Linked DNA regions of Homo sapiens: region 1 is linked to region 2. Evidence: chromatin contacts called from ENCODE Hi-C data. All regions are on one chromosome and are shown on one strand. The core of a region is the stretch at or near the end of the contact, and the rest is flanking DNA. Distances in the headings are between cores, read along the strand shown. Region 1 holds the start of SNX3 (sorting nexin 3). Region 2 has its middle 15 kb from the start of SEC63.

The links. Hi-C counts contacts between places; a loop is a spot of excess contacts on that map. Pooled maps may share reads with other maps.
Region 1: a loop to region 2 is called in a map of dorsolateral prefrontal cortex, with 2.9 times the contacts of the local background. The contact joins the promoter of SNX3 here to the enhancer-like site in region 2. A Hi-C loop is called at or near these places in 2 of 168 maps with a recorded cell type or tissue (dorsolateral prefrontal cortex and esophagus muscularis mucosa) and 4 of 50 pooled maps.

What each region holds. Positions count from the first base shown.
Region 1 is chr6:108,258,033-108,263,041 of GRCh38, forward strand. SNX3 (sorting nexin 3) reads right to left here and starts at 3,008. Exons shown (of 4, transcript NM_003795.6): 1 at 2,728-3,008. The coding sequence starts at 2,889. RefSeq lists silencers at 2,586-2,695, 2,806-3,065 and an enhancer at 3,193-4,028.
Region 2 is chr6:107,970,092-107,975,434 of GRCh38, forward strand. No RefSeq gene overlaps it. Among named protein-coding and RNA genes, the nearest start is that of SEC63, 15 kb to the left of the region's middle. Within about 2 kb of position 2,529, at least 2 of the 41 ENCODE cell types and tissues checked have a DNase peak (open chromatin) inside an H3K27ac peak, as active enhancers do.

The sequences.
Region 1 (5,009 bases), core at 1,758-4,257, 290 kb after region 2:
GGTTTTCACATAGGCACTGGCATTTATGACTGTTAACAGCTATTAACACCCAGTGAGTTGGTTTATACAAAAATACAAACCAAAGTAAGTGTATAATTTGTTAGTTCCCTGACTCATTAATCGTTCTTAAAAAAGATTATTTTCAGGCCAGGCGCGGTGGCTCATGCCTGTAATCCCAGCACTTTGGGAGGCCAAGGCAGGTGGATCACGAGGTCAGGAGTTCAAGACCAGCCTGACCAACACAGTGAAATCCCATCTCTACTAAAAATACAAAAATTAGCCAGGCGTGGTGGCGCATGCCTGTAATCCCAGCTACTCAGGAGGCTGAGGCAGGAGAATCACTTGAACCTGGGAGGCGGAGGTTGCTGTGAGCCAAAATAGCGCCGCTGCACTGCAGCCTGGGCAACAGAGCGAGACTCCGTCTCAAAAAAAAAAAAAAAAAATTTTCTTTAACATGTAAATGACTATACCAAAACCCTTTTTTCTCTCTCTCCTGAGATAGGGTCTCATTCTGTTATGCCGGCTTGAGTAGAGTGGCCTCATCATAGCTCTCTGCAGCCTCGACCTCCTGGGCTCAAGTGATCCTCCCACCTCAGCCTCTGGAGTAGCTGGGACCTCAGGGATGCGCGCCACCACGCCCAACTAATTTCTTTTTTTGTGGGGAAGGGGTTTCAACGTGTTGCCCAGGCTGGTCTCAAACTTCTGAGCTCAAGGGATCCACCTGCCTCAGCCTCCCAAAGTGCTGGGACTAGAGGCATGAGCCACTGCGCCAGGCCCAGAAACCATTTTTAAGTGTCACATCAGCTATTTGCTAAGGTATTAGGTGTATTAAAAAAAAAAGAGGATTAAATTATTATACTAGAACCCATTTAATATAATGCATTCAGCAAGATAAACTCAAAGTAAGTGGAGGAAGTGTAGGCAGGAGATTCCAATTCAGTTTTGTGACAGGAAGTACCTGCTATGGAAGTATAGAAACAAGAATACCAAGTTCTGTTTTAGCACAAGAAAGAAAAAAAAAGAAAATACTAGTGAATAGGGCAAAAGAGGAAGTTCTTTTTAGTGAACCATCTGTCATGTATTACAGACAATTAGAAAAACATTCACTTTTCCACTAGGTTTATGTATGAATGTAGTTCCCCAGGTGTACTGAAGTCTGGATTTTGCAGTTTCCCTATGACAACATATCCTATGATTCAATTTTTATTTATTTATTTAGAGAAGGGATTTTGCTCTTGTTGCCCAGGCTGGAGTGCAATGGCCCGATCTAGGCTCACGGCAACCTCTGCCTCCCCAGTTCAAGAGATTCTCCGGCCTCAGCCTCCCGAGTAGCTGGGATTACAGGCATGCGCCACCACACCCGGCTAATTTTGTATTTCTAGTAGAGATGGGGTTTCTCCATGCTGGTCAGGCTGGTGTCGAACTCCTGACCTCGGTGATCCGCCCAGCTCGGCCTCCCAAAGTGCTGGGATTACAGGCATGAGCCACCGCGCCCGGCCTATGATCCACATTTTACACATCCATAAGAAGACAACAGTGGCTTGAAACATTAAACTATTCGTTTCATATCTTAAAGTTTGATTAACTTTTTAAAATCAATGCTAACTACGTAAGAATCATTTTTTAAAAATACTTAAGTTTCACAACAATGTGAATATACTACTGAGCTGTATGTACACTTAAAAATGGTTAGGATGGTAAATTTGATTTTTGTGTTTTTCACGACACAAAGTGTGTAAGTTAATGAGAATTTTTTCACTTAAATGTTAATAGTAGCTTGTCATATAAATTTTGATTAAAGGAAAAATCGCTTTACACTTAACTTTTAATAATTTGCTGTCATCTTTAAATTAATGTAATTAATTTTTAAAGATGCTTCCATACATGGGCAAATTCTTTAATCCTGAATTATAGAGTGAAAGTGAAGCACTATTTTCAATTAACATCTTTCAAATCATCTAAATTATTGCCAACAAATACTAGTTATGAAATTAGGTATATTTTATTTCTGTTGATTTCTTTATTCAATTAAGTGCAAATCTCGAATTAAGAGAGCAAGATCCCTAGTCTTTTCTTAAAGCAACTGTAGTTCTGGATTATGAGGTAGGTGACACCACACCTCAGCCTTTGGCAGGGCGGTGGCCCAAAATGCTGAAGTCAACCATGTCCAATCACCCTTCTGGTCTGGCTCAGCCCTATCAAAAATTGTCAGGCTTCTGTGAACTTTCATTAAGTCCCGTTCAGAAGACTGCACAACCCAGGTTACTTTAGCAGCTCGGGAAGGGCCTGGAGCAGCCGGGTTGGCTTGCTACCTCTGGGAAGTCTCCAGGAAGAGAAAACTGGGAAAAGGCTTTAACTTTGCGCAAGCCCCTTTTCTCTGTCAACATCTCTTTCCCTTCCCAGCGAAGGGATGTGTTCTCGAAAGATCTACCCCTTTCCAACTCAAATGTCATTCCCTGATCAGCTGCTGGAGGGGCAAGCGGCGCTCAACCCACGCCCTCCTCTTCGAGCACCTTCTCCAAGTGCCAGCGCGCCGGGCTCGCTCTGCAGCCCCCCACACCAGCCCTACAGGAAGAGGGGCCCTGGCTCACGACCCCGGCCCGCCTCTGCAAGGGGGCTCCCGGCCTGGGAGGCTGTGGCTGCCCGCGGGGGTCCACTCCCGGGTCGAGTGGGGGTGACCAGAGCCAGCGGGAGGGGTTTCTTGGGAGAGGGGAGAGACGGCCTCACCTTGACCCTGATTTCGTAAGTGGTGAAGCGGCCCCGGCCGACCCCCACCGTTTGCGGGTTGCTCACATCGATCTCGAGGAAGTTGCTGGGGGGTCCGTAGGCGTCATTCAGGTTCTGCGGCTTGGTGATCAGCCGCCGGGTGTCAGCCACGGTCTCCGCCATTTCGCTGTAGCTGCTGCCGCCGCCGCGGGCTCCCTCCGCCCCCTCCGCGTTCAGCCGCCGCCGCCGCCGCTGCTGCCCGCCGTGGGGACACGGGGCTCGCGCGCAGCGGTCGCGAAGAGAACGAGCACGTAGAGCGGGCGTTCACCCCGCACGCGAAGCTCCTCCCCGCGCCCCTCAAGCTTCCGCCTCCGAGCCCAGGGGAGAAACGGCTCACTAGCTGGAACGCCACGCCCGGCTCCCGGGAGGCCCGGCCGAGGCTGGGGAGGGGCACTGCGGACTGGGGTGTGAGGAGAAGCGGTGTCATGGGACTCGGGGTCGCAAACAGGTTCCGGCCGGACTACAGCGCCCACAATGCACCGCGAGCGCGCCGCCGCGGGGCTGCGGCCGAGGAGGCGAGGACCCAGACGCCCAGAGCTGGCGCTTCCTGTCTCTCTGCGCCAGCCTCGGCCTGCGGCGGGGTAGAGCGCCGGAAACGGCTTTAGCGGCTTTGGGAATTGCGGGCGAAAGTTAAACGGAGAGATCTTAGAGATTTGCCCGCAAATCGAAACAAAACTGCCCCTACTAACTCTGTGCCAACCTGTGCACCGTCTCACTGTGAACCCCTGAAAATGCCTTTCTGGAGAAGGTTAAGCAAATGCCTGAGATGATTTTGCCATAAACCCGAGCGTTGCACCAGACACGCGTCTGGATTGATAGGTTGAAACCAGTAAAGTGGGGGAGTGAAATAAAAACTAAAGCCCTAGTTAAATCCTAGCATTATGGTCAAATCGATTTTGGAGACAGGTCGGTCCGCTAAAACAAAGTAACAGTAGACCGGCTGCAAGCTGCTTTGGGTGTCCACTTTCGTTTCTCACGAAGTCCTGATAAGTTTTTTTTTTTTTTGAAAAGTATTAAACGTACCTCTACAGGACTGGAAATGCAACTCACATGAGCCTTTTTAAGAAACGGGGAGGAAGGCCGGGCACGGTGGCTTATGCCTGTAATCCCAGCACTTTGGGAGGCCGAGGCGGGCGGATCACGAGGTCAGGAGTTCGATACTAGCCTTGCCCACATGGTGAAACCCCATCTCTACTTAAAAATGCAAAATTAGCTGGGCGTGGTGGTGCGCGCCTGTAATCCCAGCTACTCTGGAGGCTGAGGCAGGAGAATCGCTTGAACCCGGGAGGCAGAGGTTGCAGTGAGCTGAGATCTGCCATTGCACTCCAGCCTGGGTAATAGAGTGAGACTTTGTCTCAAAAAAAAGAAAGAAAGAAACGGGGAGAAAACCCAATTAATTAGGTCCTAGTTCATCTCTTATGGTCCAATGGGAAATGCAGATTTTAAATGTTGAGATACGATACATTTCTATCTCTGCCCAGAGAGTTATCCCTCACAACTATTTCTGCATTTTTTAATATGTCAAGTTTAACACTATAATTACTTTAAATAACCTGATCTTCCCCGCCCCCCTTTTCTTTAGATTTTAAATTATTAGTAATTATTTGTGGAGACGGGATCTCACTGTGATTCCCAGGCTGGTCTCCAACTCCCAGCATCAAAGTGATCCTCCCGCCGTGGCCTCCCATATGTGCTGAGATGACAGGTATGAACCACCGTGCTTGGACTGATCTGTCCCTTGAACTGCAAATTTCTTTTCTTTCTTGCTTTTTTTTTTTTTTTTTTTTTTTTTTTTTTTTTGAGACGGAGTCTCGCTGTGTCGTTCAGGCTGGAGTGCAGTGGCGCATCTTGTCTTACTGCAATCTCCACCTTTCGGATTCAAGCGATTCTCCTGCCTCAGCCTCCCGAGTAGCTGGGATTACAGGCGTGCGCCATGACACCCAGCTAATTTTTGTGTATTTTCAGTAGAAACGGGGTTTTGCCTTATTGGCCGGGCTGGTCTCGAACTCCTAACCTCAGCTGATCCGCTCGCCTCAGCCTCCCAAAGTGCTGGGAGTACAGAAGTGAGCCACCGTGCCCGGCCAACAGCAACCATTCTTAATAACACTAAGAAACACTGGAATAAAAAGAAATTACTTGGCCGGGTGCGGTGGCTTGCGCCTGTAATCCCAGTACTCTGGGAGGCCGAGGCGGGCGGATCACCTCAGGTTGGGAGTTTGAGACCAGCCTGACCAACATGGAGA
Region 2 (5,343 bases), core at 1,279-3,778:
AGTTTTGTACCTTTGCAAATGGGTTAACATGAAAGGTGCCCAGCCCAGGCTTGGTAACAGTATGTCCTCAATAAATGATTGCTACCATGATATAAATATATAAATGAAGCCCAGGTGTCTAGGGCTTCACCAATTGTATGTTCATTCATTCAATCTTGATGGCTTGCTTTCCTCCCTTCCTTCTTTCTTTCCTTCCTTCTATCCTTCCTTCCTTCTTTCCTTCTATCCTTCCTTCCTTCCTTCCTTCCAGACAGGGTCTCACTCTCTGGCCAGGCTAGAGTGCAGTAGCACGATCATGGCTCACTGCAGCCTTGACCTGCTGGCCTCAGGCGATCTTCCTGTTTCAGCCTCCCAGGTAGCTGGGACCACAGCCACATGCCACTACGCCTGGCTAATTTTTTGTGGAGTTGGAGTTTCACCATGTTGTCCAGGCTTATCTCGAACTCTTGGGCTTAAGCAACCTGCCCACCTCGGTCTCCCAAAGTGCTGGGATTACAGGAGTGGGTCACTGTGCCTGACCCTAGGTAGCTTTCTAACCCTGCTTGGCAGGCTGCAGAAAATCCAACTTTATGCAGAAGTTGTGCAAATAACCTGGGGAGCTCTCTTGCGTTCCCGTATTGGACTTTCTCATTGCTCTCTGCAGGCTCAGACCACAACAGAACCCAGAGAGGCATTACCCTTGCCATCACCACCAAGGTTGCCAATGCCTGAATACTGGAGCCTTTGCATCTTAATAGTTGAAATCCATGTCATTGCTCTTGCAAAATGAACGTACCTGAGTATTACCTACGTTATTTGTCTAGAATTTGGTGACGGCAGTAGCGTATATTCTCTGAAACTGGGGTGGAAGTAGTGATGTCAGGAGAGACGTCCACAGAAAGGAATCTTGAGCATCAACAGGTCTCAGAACCTTCACCTCACACACACAGGCATTTTCTCCCCAGAGTACACAAATGGAGTGGACGTTCCTGTGTAGACATCCATTCTATCCAGAGCGGCTCACTAACCACTCTCTGATGGTAAAGTCTTGTTGCTGATAACATGAACATTTGCTGAGGACTTATATCAGCTATCCTCAACTATCCCTATGAAGTAGGAACTATAACTGCATCGATTTTCCACATGAGAGAAAGAAGGTTTAGAAAGACCAAGAAATAGGCCCAGGGTCACGCATATAGTAAGCAGTAGAGGTGGGTTTTGAATAAAGTCATTCTGACTCCAGGACAAACATGTTCATTTTTTTAAAATTTCTATTTATTTTTTTTTGAGATTTTTTTATATTATTTATTTTATTTATTTATTTAATTTAATTTTTATTTATTTATGTTTTTGAGTCTCACTCTGTTGCCCAGTCTGGAGTGCAGTGGCACGACCTCGGCTCACTGCAATCTCTGCCTCCCAGGCTCAAACGATTCTCGTGTCTCAGCCTCCTGAGTAGCTGGGATTACAGGCACCCAGCTTGTTGAACTCCTGGGCTCAAGGGATCCTCCCACCTTGACCTCCCAAAGTGCTGGGATTACAGGGGTGAGCCACTTGTCTAATTTTTTTTTTTTTTCTGAGATGGAGACTCACTCTGTCGCCCAGGCTGGAGCGCAGTGGCGCGATCTCGGCTCACTGCAAGCTCCGCCTCCCGGGTTCACGCCATTCTCCTGCCTCAGCCTCCCCAGCAGCTGGGACTACAGGTGCCCGCCACCACACCCAGCTAATTTTTTGAATTTTTAGTAGAGATGGGGTTTCACCATGTTAGCCAGGATGGTCTCGATCTCCTGACCTCGTGATCTGCCCGCCTCGGCCTCCCAAAGTGCTGGGATTACAGGCATGAGCCACCACGCCCGGCCTAATTTTTGTATTTTTAGTAGAGATGGGGTTTCACCACGTTAGCCAGGCTGCTCTCAAACTCCTGACCTCAAGTGATCCTCCTACCTTGGCCTCCCAAAGTGTTGGGATTACAGGCGTGAGCCGCCTCTCCCAGCTGCATGTTCAGCTTTGTGTCCACTCACTATTCTATTCCCTGCACCAGATTCCTCATACTGACCATTTCATTCTCCAAACATCTAGCTTCCACTTGGGGCCCCTAGTCAATCAGATATGTCTGTATATGTCTTAATCCTAATCGTGGACAGTGTTCAAGTATTTTATTCAGAGGGCTCCTTAATTCTGTTGCAAATCAGTGAATGCAAATAGCTACAAGGTAAAGGGGGTTACCAGCCTCCACTCTCCAGGAATATCTGAGTCTCAGTCTGATCTTCAAAGCCCTTTACAAAGTTGCTCCATCATTATCATCTTAATCCCATAACTGGGTGACTTTGATAGGCTGGAACTAAGTTTTCTGGATTTTATAGGCAAATTCTATGACTATATCATTCATATAATAGAAGGGGGTAAGGAGGACCAAAAAGGAAGAAAAAACTGAATTTCAGGTTCATTTGCTCAGGCTCTCAGTTCCTGCAGAACATGAGTTACAACAGTAGTGATGAGGGCAGCCCAGGGTGCTTCAGATGCAGTGTAACCAGCTCAAGTCCTGCTGCTCGCCGCTCAGAGGTCAAAAGCACAAGAAGCGAGGTGTGGTGAAAGGAAAGCAACTTTATTCAAATGCTAGAAGTTGGGGAATAGCCAGGCTCATGCCTTTAAAAGACCATTCCCAACTTTAGGCTAGGGAGAGGGACTTAAAAAGGGGAACTTGGAATGGGAAGTATGCAGGAGTGGTGCTGAGTTCAAGGTCTGTGTCTCTTGTTTCCCTGGTGACTGTCAGGGTGATCTGATGTCATCTGAACGATGGCCGGGTTGTAGACTAACAGCCTTGAGGTAATCTCTGGCATTTTGCAGCTGGGCCTCCATGTCTGGTTTATGTCAAGATTAGACCCTGGAACTTCTAAGTAAGCACATAATTAGATCCAAGTACAATTAGATAAATGTGCATGGTGTAAGGGAGTGTATGGTAAGAAAGGGAGAGACGCGGTGTTTCAAATAAAGTACATTTCAAGGCTACGTCCTAATACTAAGGAGGAAAAAAGGGTTTCTGCAGTAGGCTTCAAGGTTACATCTTGAGACTGGAGAGAAAAGAGAAAAAGGGGGGAAAAAGTTTTGAAATGCATTTTGAAGCTGAGCTATTCAGTTCCCATAGGGTCCCATCTCCAATAGATGAACCTAAGAAATAAGTGAGCAAGAGAACTGTGGGGCTGTCATTTATATGGTGTTACAGCTGCTGTGACCCATCCCTCACCTGCAGGTATCAGATGAAGGGTCCTAAATTGGAATCAGGCAGAGAGAGAATAAGAGAAAGAGAAGGGATTGAAGTACACCCAAAAATCCTTTATATATTAACAGGCATGTGAATCTTTAAGATGCAGTACAGGATGTGAGGTTTACCAAATTATTTGACCACTGCCTCCCTTTTTTTTTTTTTTTTTAACAGAATAAGCAAAACAAGAGTTTTTTTTTAATTATTATTTTTTTCTTTATTTTTTTTTCCCCTTTGGTAGAGTCAGGGTCTCACTATGTTGCCCAGGTTGGTCTTGAACTCCTGAGCTCAAGGGATCCTCCCACCTTGACCTCCCAAAGTGCTGGGATTACAGGGGTCAGCCAACATGCCTAGTCAACAAGGGTTTAGTGTTTTGCAAAAACACACTTGGGAAATGCTGGTCTAGTAGATTTTTGGAACACACATGCCACCAATGGATGACTTTATCAAGAGTAGAGAAACCAGTTTGTCAGGTAAGAAGGGGAAGGAAAGACAGGGAGGAACGAAGGTGCTCAGCGGAAGGGAAGGAACAGGAATGACAGCTGGAGAAAGTGGCATGGGAGGAGGATACTGAGGAAGAACTGATTGCTAGGGGTGTTTCGTTTTGCTTTGTTTTTGAGACAGGGTCTCGTTCTGTGGTCCAGGCTGGAGTGCAGTGGTGTGATCACAGCCCACTGAAGCCTCAACTTCCTGGGCTCAGGTGATTCTCCCTCCTCAGCCTCCCAAGTAGCTGGGACCACAGGCCCACACCACCAGGCACGACTAATTTTGTTGTTGTTGTTGTTATTTTCTGTAGTGATGGGGTTTCGCCATGCTTCCCAGTCTTGTCTCAAACTCCTGGGCTCAAGCTATTTGCCCACCTCAGCCTCCCAAAGTGCTGGGATTATGGGCATGAGGCACTGTGCCCAGCCTGGTTTATTTTCTTTTAAAATATGTGTGGTCTTGCCATGTTTCTAGAACACACTCTCAGCCCATCTGTTTTCCATCTCTTACAGGATGCTTCTAGCTGCTCTCCTGGGTGGAACATCACAGAAATCATCCCCCTGCCCCACTCTGGGGCTTGGGGCCCTCCTGGTCTGCCAAGAGGTTCCCAAGCTGATTGCCAAGGGGCCATCTTATTCTTAGATACAATCTTATCTCCAATCCCTATGGAAGGTTTAAGTAGTAATTTACTCAAAGATTTAGGAAAGAAGTCCAGAACCAAGCTTCACTGGGGATGGGAGTTGGGGTGGGTGCGGTTTAAAGTAAATATCCTCAGACCCCTACCCAGCCACTTTGCTCCCAGTCACCAATCACAAACCAAATCCCCACCACGGGGTTTTCCGAACTCTTACAGTCTCACAGCCTTTGATGTTGGCCCTCAATGGCCTGTGAGGGACCAAGCTCTGGTCACATGGATGGAGAGAAGAATCAATGATACCATTTGTTACTACCGGGTCTTACATTTGGGGATGTTGCTAGTTTCCGCCGATCTAGAGCATCCAAAGTCAAGCACATTTAATCACCTTAAGGAGTAATTTTCTTTTCTCTTTCTTTTTCTTTTCCTTTTTTTCTCTTCAAGACAAGGTCTCACTCTGTTGCCCAGGCTGGAGTGCAGTGGTGTGATCGTGGCTCACTGTCGCCTCCACCTCCTAGGCTCAAGTGATCCTCCTACCTCAACCTCCCAAGTAGTTGGAACCACAGGCAGGTGCCACCATGTCTGGCCAATCTTTTTCTTTTTTGTAGACATGGGGTCTCACTATGTTGCCCAGGCTGGTTTCAAACTCCTGGGCACAAGCAATCCTCCTGTCTCAGCCTCCCAAAATGCTGGGATTACAGGCATGACCCACAACACCTGGCCAAGAGTGATTTTCAAACCCTGTCTGGTCACCTTAGGAAATCCATATTTACCTAGTAACTGCACCGTGACTATCTTGACAGCTAATGATCCAGTCTCATTCTGTCAGAAAAAGAAATGCCTCTTCCTTACATTAAGAGGAATGGGAAACCTGGACAGCACCTCCCTAATTCCTGGAGTGTGTATGTGAGGGGCGTCAGTGTCAGTGAGAGTTATGGAATGGGGAGAAGATGGAAGGAGAAGGAAGGAGCCTGTGGAGTGCGTG